4 separate regions of the Homo sapiens genome follow, and regions 1, 3 and 4 are each linked to region 2. The links are chromatin contacts, found by Hi-C or POLR2A ChIA-PET in ENCODE. All regions are on one chromosome and are shown on one strand. The core of a region is the stretch at or near the end of the contact, and the rest is flanking DNA. Distances in the headings are between cores, read along the strand shown. Region 1 holds the start of PRR3 (proline rich 3). Region 2 holds the start of GTF2H4 (general transcription factor IIH subunit 4). Region 3 holds the start of LINC02569 (long intergenic non-protein coding RNA 2569). Region 4 holds the start of C6orf136 (chromosome 6 open reading frame 136).

Region 1 (2,919 bases), core at 220-2,719, 350 kb after region 2:
TTCGGGACATAAGTCCTATTGACTTATGTCTATCATTGTTTCCAAACTGCATCGTTGTAACTATTGTAGCTTTATAGTAAGTCTTTTTTTCTTCTTGTATTTAGAGACAGGATCTCACTATGTTGCCCAGAGTGGCCTCAAAAACTCCTGGGCTCAAAGGATCCTCGCACCTCAGCCTCCTGAGTAACTGGGACTACAGGCGTGTGCCACCATGCCCAGCTTACAAATCTTGATATTCATAGTAAGCCCTCCCACTTCAAGATTGTCTTGATAGTCGCCTTGATATTTTGCATTTCCCTATAATAATGTGTATTTCCACAAAAACATTATGGGTGTTCTGACTTGGAATGCATGAAATCTGTTTATCAATTTGGGAAGAAGTGACATTTTTACAACATTGAGTTTTTAAATCAGCAAATATACAACTTCTCTCCATTCATTTAGGGATGGAATCCCTGATCTTTTATTTTTAAGTCCTTCCTGGGTTTTATCCCCTCCCTTGCTGTCTTCTCTACGACCTAATACAAGGATCAGGGCCCCTTCCTCCTCACCTGACTTAGGGTCGCCAGGTTTTCCATTGGCCATGGGGGGAGGGCCCAGAAGGCTGGGTGGTCCTAAGAGCAGACATGAAAATATGGTCATCAGAATGGATTAAAGGACTGATGATTCTGTTCTTAGGTGTTTTTCTTGTATTACTTATTTCTTAATTCAACCAGTAAAGTCAGGTATATTTTCAGCAGTCTTGGGAGTTCTCACCCCATCTATCTGCCCTTTTTTCTGCAAAGCTGTTTCAGGGTTTGCAAAAAGTAGATATTCAATCAAAGGGGATAATGCAGGAAAAGATACTGACAACTTTTTTTCTTCACCGTACCGTCGCTATCCAAAACAACCTAAGTGTCTCCAGACATGAACCAATCCCTCACCTTAACTGCTGGCCAGAGGACTAGTTTAGAGAAAGCTGCACCTGTACCTTTTCAGTCAAAGTCTGGATACAAACTGTCATCCCAGTCATCGCAATCTGCAACATCTCTACTACCCCTTTCCCCTACTGTTCTGCGGCTGCGCAAAAGAGCTCTTTATTCTCTCCACCCCCGCCTTCTCCAGAAAGGTCTGGGGCCGTATTGAGGTTGATGGTTCCAGTAAGAGAACTCCTGGTTCAAGGCTCCATTTGGGAGAGCCCCACTTCCATCCCTCCCCAGCGCGTGCGCCCTTCCTCCTTCCGTTACAGCCCCCTCCTTCGCACCTTATTAGCCCCTAGCCCCTTGCCCGGACGGGCTTGACAGGCATGTGCACATCCCTCCCAGACCCCTCACCGATGGGACTCCCATCCTCCTCATCTCCAGTCTCTTCCCGCTCGGGCAGCGGGGGCTGCTGCTGTGTCGGTGGCTGGTGATGATTCTGCTTCTTTCGTTTCGGCATCGTGTCTGCGGCAATGGCTGCAGCGGGATTTGGAGGGTAGTGAGGAAGGGGCACGCGGGGATTCTGTTTCCGCTTCCGGGGGGTCGGTGGGCAGCAATGCTGAGGCTCCCGCCATTCCACTTCCGGAAGGTTGCGGAGAACATCTGCGGCGGCCGCATTCCGGAGCCAACTGCCTCCCTCCGTCTCTGCCAGGCATGGCGGCAACCTCACACCTTCCCTTTGCTGCGTTTCTATAAATGCTTTGAAAAAATTACTCTTTTCTTCCCTCGCTGGAAAACACCACAACCAGCTCCTCAGAGTGTGTCACAGAGTCAACAGGCTCTCGGGCCAGAGGGCCTGAGAAGAGGACTGTCGCACCGTAAGATCGCCACATCCGGTCCTCGGTTACTATGGTAACAGCTGCAGGCACAACTTCGTGCCCTTTGACCTCCCCCCAAAAGTCCTTGTCCCGCTTGGGTTTCCCTTCTCGCCCGCTTTTGCACTTATGATCTGTAAACCTGCTCCTTATCATCGTTCCCACAAGGAATTTGGGTCCCAACAGGTCGGCACCCAGGACTCTCAGACCGCCGCCCTCCCCTAAAGACCTCTGACCGTGCCCCCGGTGTAGTCCAGCAACCTGGACGCAGTCTCGGCTTTCCACTAAGGTCAAGCCCGGGGCTTTGTAGTATAGCCTCAGCGTGTCCACGCCCCCTCTCCCCTAGGTAGTAGGCCCCGCCCTCCGCTCCGCCGCCCCCTCCAGGTGAGTGGTAGGTTCTCCCGGGAGCGCAAGGTAGTGATGACACGCGCCCCCCCTCCTCCGAACGCGAGTTGGTAGCGTCCGTGACGGAGTTAGCCTGGTCCTCCCACGCGCGCCTCCTTCCTCGCCGCCGGGGCGCCCTCTCGGTGCCACTGGCTCTCACGTGCCAGTAGCCCACCCCGCATCATCCTCTCGCCTCGCTCCTGGAGGGAAGTGACTATATCTCCCCCGTCCGCCTTCCATCGCCGCCGCGGCGGTAATTCTGTCGGGCCCGCCCGCTGACGTCACCTGCTAGCCCCGCCTCCTCTAGGGTCCCGGGCCCCTGCGGCGGGGGCTGCCCCGGGGGGCAGTCAGTTGAGGCGGCGGGAGCTCGGCGGAGGGCGGGCCAGGTGACTGGTCCGGGCCATGCCGAGGAAGAAGCCATTCAGCGTGAAGCAGAAGAAGAAGCAGTTGCAGGACAAACGGGAGCGGAAGAGAGGTCAGTGCGGGAGCGGGAGGAGGGGGCGGGGCTCGGGCTTCCGCACATCTGGAAGGAGGGGTGTGCCCGCTGCACCTCTGGGGATCGTGGGAGGGGGTCGTGGGACCGCGTCAACCCTCGCGGCCTATCGCGGAGGGGATCCCCCACCCCCCCTACATCTGGAAGGGGTGGGGAAGGATGGAGAGTTGGGGGAGGGGAATCCCTCCAGCTAGCACGGGGCGCCGTCCCCACTGCTCCCTGAAGGAGTGACTCCCCCCACGCACATCCGGGAGGGTCCCAAATAGGG
Region 2 (2,800 bases), core at 1-2,500:
CTTAGCCAAGGATGGGAGCTCCCTGTACAGGAACAGAGGTCAAAGGTTAGTATCAGAAGCTGCATTGTATCTGCATCTCTGCCCTCAATTACCTCTCAAACATCTCATCTCACTCCAGCACAACTTTACCAGTCCTGCTGTTTTGGCCTCCACACTTTAGAGCAATTTCCAACCCTTGCCCCCAGTCCCCACCCCGACTCCAGGCTGCTACACTTTTACCTATGATATTTTATTCCACTCCGCAGACCCCATTACATTTCCCTGCCATGAAGGGGCTTCTCACCTGAAGACAGCCAGACATGTGGCAGGGTGCCCATACAATCGGTCCAATACCCCAGGGCTCAGGCCCCCTAAGAATTCCTGCAGATTCCTGCATTGTAGGTGTACTCGGTTCAGTCCCCTTGAAGGGGTGCTCTCCATCACCTGAGGAATGCAAACGTCAGAAGTGCAACCTCACCATCCATGCCAGTGTCACCCCTGACCTTTCTAACTGATTCCAGATCCATCAGTCCCCACAATAACCCCACCTTTTCTGTGGTCTCCTTTCCCATGTCACTCATCTCCTCTGGTTTCTCCCAAACCTGACCAATCTCCCTCCCTTTCTTGCCTCCTCACCCTATTTCTGCCCTTCAACTCCAGTCTTCCCTCAATTACCAAGTGACAGAATTGTTAACTGTCCAGTGTTTGCAAGATCATTTTGTATTTCAATGACTTGTCTCATCTTTGGCTAAACAGGGACAAAGAAAATTGAGCCCACACCTCTCTCTTCCATCCCATCCTGGTCAGACCAGTCTACAAGCTCCAAATCTGCCCGTCCTTCCTATCTTCTATCTCTTAGCCCACTTCTGCTAAGTACGGCGGTAACCTCTCCCCTCCATGCTTCCCAAATCTAAAGCCACCTCTTTTCCCTTCCCAAGTCTACTTCACGTCATTCACCCTGACCCACGCCTTCCGATCTCCTAGCTTCTCCCTGCCTTCCTCTCACTCTTCGCCTCCCACTCACCTCTCTCTCTCTCATACCTCTGCCACTCCCGCCCTCCTAGGTCCCCTCACCACTCTGTCGATCCTCCTCGCGCACCCCGAGTCTCGGGCCGTCGCTTAATCGGAGCCAAAGTCTCGCATTGGCTCCTGGAGATTGAGGGAAAGATGGTGAAAAAATGCGAGGAAAAGATGGGGAAAGCAAAGAAAGATTTCACAGGCAAGAGCCCAGAATGGAGAATTCAGAAGAGAAGGGAGGTAAGGGGAGGAGTGGAAAAGTGAAGAGGATGAGAATAGACGCTGCACTCTCCGGGCGCGGGGGATGCTGGGAATTGGAGTCTTGCCTTTGCTCTCCTTAGAGCCGGCTGAAGCGCGTCTGACTACAAATCCCGAAAGGCACCGTGGGGAAGCCGAAAGGAGAGGAGCTGGCTTTTAATTGAGCGAGGGGAGACACCAGAAGCTGGACCAGTTGGTTCCGCGAAGGCAGAACCAACTCCGCCCACGCTGCTAACGGCGCGTGTAACCGGCTGGAGCGGGAGGCGGGTCCGGGAAAGTAGAAGTGCCTGGAGGGCTTCCTTGCGGAGGCGCGCTCTGGCGACTTGGTGGTGAGCCGAGTGAGCACAATTACTCCCCATAAAATTGGGATAATACACACTCCAGGCCGGGCGCGGTGACTCACGCCTGTAATCCTAGCACTTTGGGAGGCCGAGGCGGCGAATCACCCGAGGTCAGGAGTTCGAGACCATCCTGGCCAACATGGTGAAACCCCCGTCTTTACTAAAAATACAAAAATTAGCCGGGCGTGGTGGTGGGCACCTGTAATCCCAGCTACTCTGGAGGCTGAGGCAGGTGAATCGCTTGAACCCTGGAGGCGGAGTTGCAGTGAGCCAGGACCATGCCATTACACGCCAGCCTGGGCGACAAGAGTGAAACTCCGTCTCAAAAAAAAAGAAAAGGAAAGAAAAGAAAGAAAGCGTACACACTCTGGGCGGTTTCCACGAGTTAACGATTAACACGATCCAGTGCACCTTACTTGACCCTAAGTACTCAGTAAATCTTAATTTCTGCCTCCACCACTCCTCAAACCGTTTACTTAGAAGACCCAGATAAATACAGTTTTTAAGACACCAACTATTTGCTCTGATTTGATTTATGAACCTACTACAAAAGTGGAGGTCTTCACCCAAACCCAGAACTACACGTTTCCCCAAATTCCTATATGCAAATTTTGTTATTCCCACCTTATAGACTGGAAGACTGGAGCCCGGCAAGATTAAGAAATTTGCCTGCAGCCTGGCGAGGTGGCTCAGAGCTGTGACCCCCAGCTACTTGGGAGGCTGAGGCAGGAGGATCGCTTGAGACTAGGAGTTTGAGGCTACAGTGAGCTATGATCGCACCAGCCTGGGTGACAGAGGGAGACCCCCATTTCTCTCTCTCTTTTTTTTTTTTTTTTGAAACGGAGTCTCTCACTCTGTCACCCAGGCTGGAGTGCAGTTGCATGATCTCAGCTCACGGCAACCTCAGCCTCCCGGGTTCAAGCGATTCTCTTACCTCAGCCTCCCAAGTAGCTGGGACTACAGGTGTGTGCCACCACGCCCGGCTAATTCTGGTATTTTTAGTAGAGATAGGGTTTCAACATGTTGGCCAGGCTAGTCTCAAACTCCTGACCTCAGGTGACCCACCTGCCTCAGCTTCCCAAAGTGTTGGGATTACAGGCATGAGCCACTGAGCCCAACCTGAGATGCCCATCTCTAAAAAAAAAAAAATTAAAAAAAAAATCCCTACAATCAGACAGGAAGTGCCCAAGCTGGGATTTGAAGCA
Region 3 (2,970 bases), core at 171-2,670, 390 kb after region 2:
TTTGGGAGGCTGAGGTGGGCAGATCACGAGCTCAGGAGTTTGAGACCACCCTGGCCAACATGGCAAAACCTTGTCTCTACTAAAAGTACAAAAATTAACTGGGCATGGTGGTGGGTGCTTGTATTCCCAGCTACTCAGGAGGCTGAGGCAGGAGAATCACTTGCATCTGGGAGGCAGAGGTTGCAGTGAACCCAGATCGCGCCACTGCACTCTAGCCTGGGCAACAAGAGTGCAACTTCGTCTCAAAAAAATAAATAAAGAAAAATAAAATGAAACCTCCAATTAAAAGGAGAAATTCAACCAGGTGCAGTGGCTCACGCCTGTATCCCAACACTTTGGGAGGCCAAGGTGGGTGGATCGCTTGAGGTCAGGAGTTCGAGACCAGCCTGACCAACATGGTGAAACCCCATCTCTACTAAAAATACAAAAAATTAGCTGGATGTGGTGGTGCACACCTGTAGTCCCAGCTACTCGGGAGGCTGAGGCAGGAGAATTGTTTAAACTTGGGGCGTGGAGGTAGCAGTGAGCCGAGATCACGCCATTGCATTCCAGCTTGGGTGACAGAGCGAGACTCAGTCACAAATAAATAAATAAATAAATAGGCCAGGTGCGGTGGCTCACGCCTGTAATTCCAGCACTTTGGGAGGCCGAGGTGGGCGGATCACCTGAGGTCAGGAGTTCGAGACCAGCCTGCCCAACATGGTGAAACCCCATGTCTACTAAAAATACACACACAGACACAAAATAGCCAAAATTAGCCAAAAAATTATAAATAAATAAAATAAAAAGATAAGTTGCACACTCAGGAGGCTGAGGCAGGAGACTCGCTTGAACCCAGGAGGTGGAGGCTGCAGTGAGCCGAGACCACGCCATTTCACTCCAGTCTGGGCGACAAAGCAAGACTCTGTCTCAAAAAAAAAAAAAAGACAAATTCAGCAGAAGCATTGCTTGAGTAACACGGAAACTCAGAACCAGGAAACTGAAGGCGGTTACTCCACATACATCTGGGGCAATAAGTGAGCTGTTCCAGCGCGGCTTACGCTGTGGGCGGAGGCGGGCAGGAAATTCACTTACAAGTCTGTGCCAGGAAACAGGAAGAAGGTGCCTCCTGTGATACAAGATACAGACGTAGTCTCCTATCCAGGAAACAGGGACAGAGCCGCAGACCAGATAAAGATACGACCAACATTTTTCATTAAATATTCTCAACGGATTATTTACATTTTTTCTAGAAAAGTAAAATTTAAACCTGAATACATTTGATAACTATGGAATGTGAGCATTCACGTATGCTTGTGACCTGGTTCCTCTACGCTTCAGGGGTCGCCCTGGTCCCAAAGCGCTTCCTGCCGCTCCCACTTCCTCTGTTTTCACCGGAGGGGCAGCCACAGTTCTCGGCTGAGAGAAACTCGGTCGTTCTGTTTACCTCGTGAATGATTGGCTACAGATCCCAGAGAGGAAATAGGGACCCACCCCTCAGTTGTTATGCAATCTGGGGCGGAGTCCGGGGTCCATAGCCTTTCTGAGGGTAACCTGAGCGGGAGAAGTTGTTGCGCCTGATCTCAAACAGCCTTTCGCACGGAAAAGGATTCCTAAAAGTGGGGTTACTCCTCCACAGCAATAGCGTCCTTAAAATAGGGGCTCCCGGCTGGGCGCGGTGGCTCACCCCTGTAATCCCAGCACTTGAGAGGCCAAGACAGGCGGATCACCTGAGGTTGGGAGTTCGAGACCAGCCTGAACAACATGGAGAAACCCCCTCTCTACTAAAAATACAAAATTAGCCGGGTGTGGTGGCGCATGCCTGTAATACAAGCTACTCGGGAGGCTGAGGCAGGAGAATCGCTTGAACCTGGGAGGCGGAAGTTGCGGTGAGCCGAGATGGCGCCATTGCACTATAGCCTGGGCAGCGGCAAGAGCGAAACTCCGTCTCAAAAAAAAAAAAAAAAAAAAAACTATATATCTATCTATCATCTATCTATCTATCTATCTATCTATCTATCTATCTATCTATCTAGGCTGCCGGTGAGGACGTGAGGCACGTGCCACTGAGCCACTGAGAATTTACCCCCCTGGGCAAGTCTGTGAGGCCAGGGCCCCTAGGGAAAAAAGCCTTTCCCAGATTTTAGGGCTCATATGCCTGCAGTGGGTTGGTAGGGATCGGGGAAGATGATGAGGTTGGGATAAGGAAGTGGTACCAATAGAAAGACTAAGCAAACCAAACCAAATCAAACTTTCCCCTTTCCATCCCTGTCCTCCTCTTTGCAATCCCATTTGGGTGGCTGAAGGCAGACCCTGACCAGAGCCATCCTTGCCGGCTTCTTTTGTCTTGCTCTGTGGGGAAACGAGTGAAGAAAAAAGCAGAAGGAAAGGCAAGTGAAATGGAGCCCTCTGTGAAGAACTACGACTAGGGTCACACAGAGCAAAATTCCTAGCCTTCCTTTGAGGAGTAGCCGTATTTCCATTTAAAAAGGACCCACTTTATGCAAGATTCAGGGCTGGGAATTGGTCCTTCCTGCCTCAAGAATTTCAAAGACTTCTAGAGGAGAGTGTCCAAAGACAGACAAGAAAGTGGCCAGTGCCCTGAAGAAAGTCAGGGGGTCCAGGGGAGTGTGAACCCTGAATATCTGAGACAGGTCTCAGTTAATTTAGAAAGTTTATGTTGTCAGGGTTGAGGATGTGTGTCGGTGACACAGCCTTAGGAAGTCCTGATGACATGTGCCCAAGTTGGTCAGGGCACAGCTTGGTTTTATACATTTTAGGGAGACATGAGACATCAATCAACATATGTAAGATTAACATTGGTTCGGTCTGGAAAGGCGGGACAACTTGAAGCAATGGTGGGACAACTCCAAGTGGCGAGGGGGCTTCCAGGTCATAGGTAGATAAGAGACAAATGGTTACTTTCTTTTGAGTTTCTTTTTTTTTGAGATGGAGGCTCGCTCCTGTTGCACAGGCTGGAGTGCAGTGGTG
Region 4 (3,132 bases), core at 424-2,923, 260 kb after region 2:
CGAACTCCTGACCTCAGGTAATCCGCCCACCTCGGCCTCCCAAAGTGCTGGGATTACAGGCGTGAGCCACCGTGCCCGGCCCAGTGTTGGAATCTTAAAGAAATGTGGCCGGGCGCGGTGGCTCACGCCTGTAATCCCAGCACTTTGGGAAGCCGAGGCGGGCGGATCACGAGGTCTAGGAGTTCGAGACCAGCCTGGCCAATATGGTGACACCCCATCTCTACTAAAGATACAAAACAATTAGCCGGGTGTGGTGGCGGGAGCCTGTAGTCCCAGCTACTCGGGAGGCTGAGGAAGGAGAATTGCTTGAACCCAGGAGACGGAGATTGCAGTGAGCCGAGATGGTGCCAATGCACTTCAGCCTGGGTGACGGAGCAAGACTCCATTTCAAAAAAAAAAAAAAAAAGATTCCAACACTGGGGGCAGTTTCACCTCTCTTATCGCAAGAATCATGTAATACATACTTGATGAGTTAACGAATAACAGGTTTTATTGTACTGTGGATTAAATGCTGTGGCCTGTACATCTCCATGATTAAGTGTGCGAGGCAAATGTACAGAGAAAAAAGAATATCCAGCTGAAGCTAGGAATCTGAATTCTATCATGTAACTTTAGGCATTCTCATTCCCTATGCCTCCGCTTCCTACAAATGTCCTATAAATGAGAACAATAAAGCCTCACTGGGTTATGAGGCCTATATGAAATAATGAATGTAAACAAAACGTAGCGACCTAGAAAGCAGTACATAAATGGAAGCTATTATCATTTCGGGCCCCTCTAATGACAGACACAACCTCAGGAGACAGTTAAAGGCTGGCCTTCACTCTCCTGGGTTTACCGACGTTGAAACTGCAAGGGGAGGTCACCCAAAGTTAGGCCTCACCCGAGTCCCTCCGCTCCCAAGGAACCCCCCAGGGGATCGTCTCACTGCAGGGAAGGCGGGCGGACCGCTCGGGTACCTCGGTCCCCGATGGTGTCCTAGAGGCGCCGTCTCTGCTGGGGGCGTGGCCATCTTGCCAGCCCGGGCGCAGGGGCCCGAACCGGGTGCACACTGGCCGGCCTTCCTGCCAGGACCGCTCTCCGAGTGCAAGACGGGCGGGCTGCTGAGGGCGCCCCGCGGGTCTGGTCTGGGCCGGGGAACTCCGGGACGGCGCCGCAGCAGGGCTACGAATCTCTCGGCCCCTGCCCTTCAAATCACCTCTAGGCACAGGTAACCGCGGAGAGTCGGGCGCAACGCAGACGCGCCCCGCTGCCTGGCCTTGACCCCGCCTGACCGCCCTCAAACCTGGGAGGACCGACGTCCTTGCGCGACAGGCCCGGCAGCGCCTCCCTCCCGCTCCCGCGACCCCTAGCCTGTCCACGCGCTGCAGGGCACAGGTGGGAAGGGGCGGCGGGTGTCTCTGCGCCTGCGCGGAACCCAGCGCGCGCTCCGCCCCACGCACCGGCTTTGAGGAGGGTCTCTCCCCGCCCCCTCTCCTCCCTCCCTCTTCTCCTCCGCTCACCTGGGGTCGAGCCTGGTAGGCGCGCAGGCAAGGGCCGAGACGCCGGGCCGCACCCCGGCTGGGCTGGTACATGATCTTCCGGGAGTGGAGAAGGAGCCTCCTGAGTCCGACCTCCGGCCTCCTCACAGGGGTGAGCGCGCCCCAGAGCCGGCTTCGTGAAGGGGAAAGGAGGCCGGGGCGGGGGGGTAGGGGGGGAAGGGGCTGAGGGAGGGAAACGGAGATGTCCCGCGCTTGCGCACTGCAGGCTCGAGGGAAGCGGCTGAAGCGCTCTGTCGGCTGTAAGCGCGCCTGCGCCCGCGGGCTCGGAGACTGCCTGAGTGCGCTTGCGCAAGTTACAGCCTCCCCCGCCCCCCCAAGCGCTGTATTCACAGCTGAGGCCTTTGAGCAAAAAGCTGAGCAAAAACAGGGCTGAAGGCTGAATGGGTGCAACGACAGTGAGGGGTGAGGCGGCTGAAATAATGAGTCAAATTTTTCAACAGCTCTTGTGATAAAAATAAATACTTTTATTGGTCTGGTTAAAAGATACAAATGACTTGAATCTGATAAGCCTGCTGAATGAATGAATGAATGAATGTATCCATCTATTATGAGGGTTGGGCTTTGGCTCTTTCCTGTAGTGAGGGAGAAATAATACTTTGAAGATGTTTGACGGGGCTGCGGTCACCAAGGCCTGGTGCTGCGACGTTCCTGCAGGTTTCGAATGAACCTGGCGTTGAGTATGTCCCCACCCACTGTCCAGGACTGGGCTGGCGGGGCCGGGGCCTGTGGAGGAGCTGTGTGCATGGGCTTCTCCCCAGACCCATCCTGTGACAAGGCCTGCTCCTCACTGGCAGACCTGGTAGGTGGGGAGATGGAGAGTGGGTTATAGGAATACTAAAGAGGAAATTAAGATTACAGACTCTTCAAGGTCTCGGGCCAGGTTTTAATGTAGGACACATGATGGGTATGAAGCTGGAACCATTAGTGCTATGTCCAAATTTAAAACCTCTCAGAGAATCCGTATTCCAAAGGGAAGTACCAGAGTTGAACCTGTGGGGGAAAGGGGCTTGCAGGATGTAAGGTAGAAGGAATTGTGGGAGGAGCTGGTGTCCAGTTCATACAATAAGATTTAAGAGTAGGAAGTGACTGAGAATGATGTTAGGAAGGGAGTCAGATGGTGGTGGGAGGCTGTTAGGGGAGGGGTTTAGACCTCACCTATTCTTTGTTTCCTGTTCTCCCTGCTTGGAGTCTTGGTTGCCTGTGGAAATATCAGGCATGTGAATGGGAAGGCAGGAGTAGACAGTGAATGTGGCCTACTTGATTTGAGGGTAGGGAGGAGTGAATACTTACCTGTATTGGGGGATGAGGAATTCACCCCCCCATGGCGGCTGTAGCAGCAGCTTTGGGCTACCAGACCTGGGGGAGTCCCCCTGTAGAAGAAATGGGAGATGATGGGGAGGAGGCTACTGGATGAAAGATGGGTGGGTATGGAGGAATCAGAGGAGAGGAGTAAAAGGAATAGCACAGGAACAAAGAGAAGGGGGTAATTATCATTCCTAACAGGTTTTAATCAAAGCTGTGCCCCAGAAAAGGGCGGGGGAAGTTCATTTTATACCCAAGATTTTCTGGAGTGCTTCTGATTTATTGCTCT

The links. A loop is a pair of places that touch in the nucleus more often than their neighbours do. ChIA-PET counts read pairs that join two places held with the same protein, here RNA polymerase II (POLR2A). Pooled maps may share reads with other maps.
Region 1: a loop to region 2 is called in a map of OCI-LY7, with 7 times the contacts of the local background. The contact joins the promoter of PRR3 here to the promoter of GTF2H4 in region 2. A Hi-C loop is called at or near these places in 5 of 168 maps with a recorded cell type or tissue (CD4-positive, alpha-beta memory T cell, CD8-positive, alpha-beta T cell, OCI-LY7 and 2 more), 7 of 37 single-sample maps with no recorded cell type and 18 of 50 pooled maps. POLR2A ChIA-PET finds 5 or more read pairs at or near these places in 5 of 52 experiments (CD8-positive, alpha-beta memory T cell, GM12878, HepG2 and 2 more).
Region 3: a loop to region 2 is called in a pooled map, with 4 times the contacts of the local background. The contact joins the promoter of LINC02569 here to the promoter of GTF2H4 in region 2. A Hi-C loop is called at or near these places in 5 of 50 pooled maps. POLR2A ChIA-PET finds 5 or more read pairs at or near these places in 7 of 52 experiments (B cell, MCF 10A, SK-N-SH and 3 more).
Region 4: a pooled map shows a loop between it and region 2 (5-fold over the local background). The contact joins the promoter of C6orf136 here to the promoter of GTF2H4 in region 2. A Hi-C loop is called at or near these places in 8 of 50 pooled maps. POLR2A ChIA-PET finds 5 or more read pairs at or near these places in 4 of 52 experiments (Caco-2, HEK293, PC-9 and 1 more).

The regions. Positions count from the first base shown.
Region 1 is chr6:30,555,845-30,558,763 of GRCh38, reverse strand. PRR3 (proline rich 3) reads right to left here and starts at 1,469. Exons shown (of 4, transcript NM_025263.4): 1 at 1,314-1,469; 2 at 552-614. The coding sequence starts at 1,419. GNL1 (G protein nucleolar 1 (putative)) reads left to right here and starts at 2,275. Exons shown (of 12, transcript NM_005275.5): 1 at 2,275-2,633. The coding sequence starts at 2,561. RefSeq lists enhancers at 1,302-1,866, 1,867-2,431, 2,432-2,919.
Region 2 is chr6:30,906,657-30,909,456 of GRCh38, reverse strand. It overlaps GTF2H4 (general transcription factor IIH subunit 4), which reads right to left and starts at 1,250. Exons shown (of 14, transcript NM_001517.5): 1 at 1,054-1,250; 2 at 284-423; 3 at 1-22. The coding sequence starts at 420.
Region 3 is chr6:30,514,716-30,517,685 of GRCh38, reverse strand. LINC02569 (long intergenic non-protein coding RNA 2569) reads right to left here and starts at 1,420. Exons shown (of 2, transcript NR_149088.1): 1 at 1,075-1,420. RefSeq lists an enhancer at 2,839-2,970.
Region 4 is chr6:30,645,674-30,648,805 of GRCh38, reverse strand. C6orf136 (chromosome 6 open reading frame 136) reads right to left here and starts at 1,673. Exons shown (of 6, transcript NM_001161376.2): 1 at 960-1,673. The coding sequence starts at 1,574. ATAT1 (alpha tubulin acetyltransferase 1) reads right to left here. Exons shown (of 13, transcript NM_001413067.1): 11 at 2,832-2,911; 12 at 2,697-2,739; 13 at 1,985-2,337. The coding sequence ends at 2,163.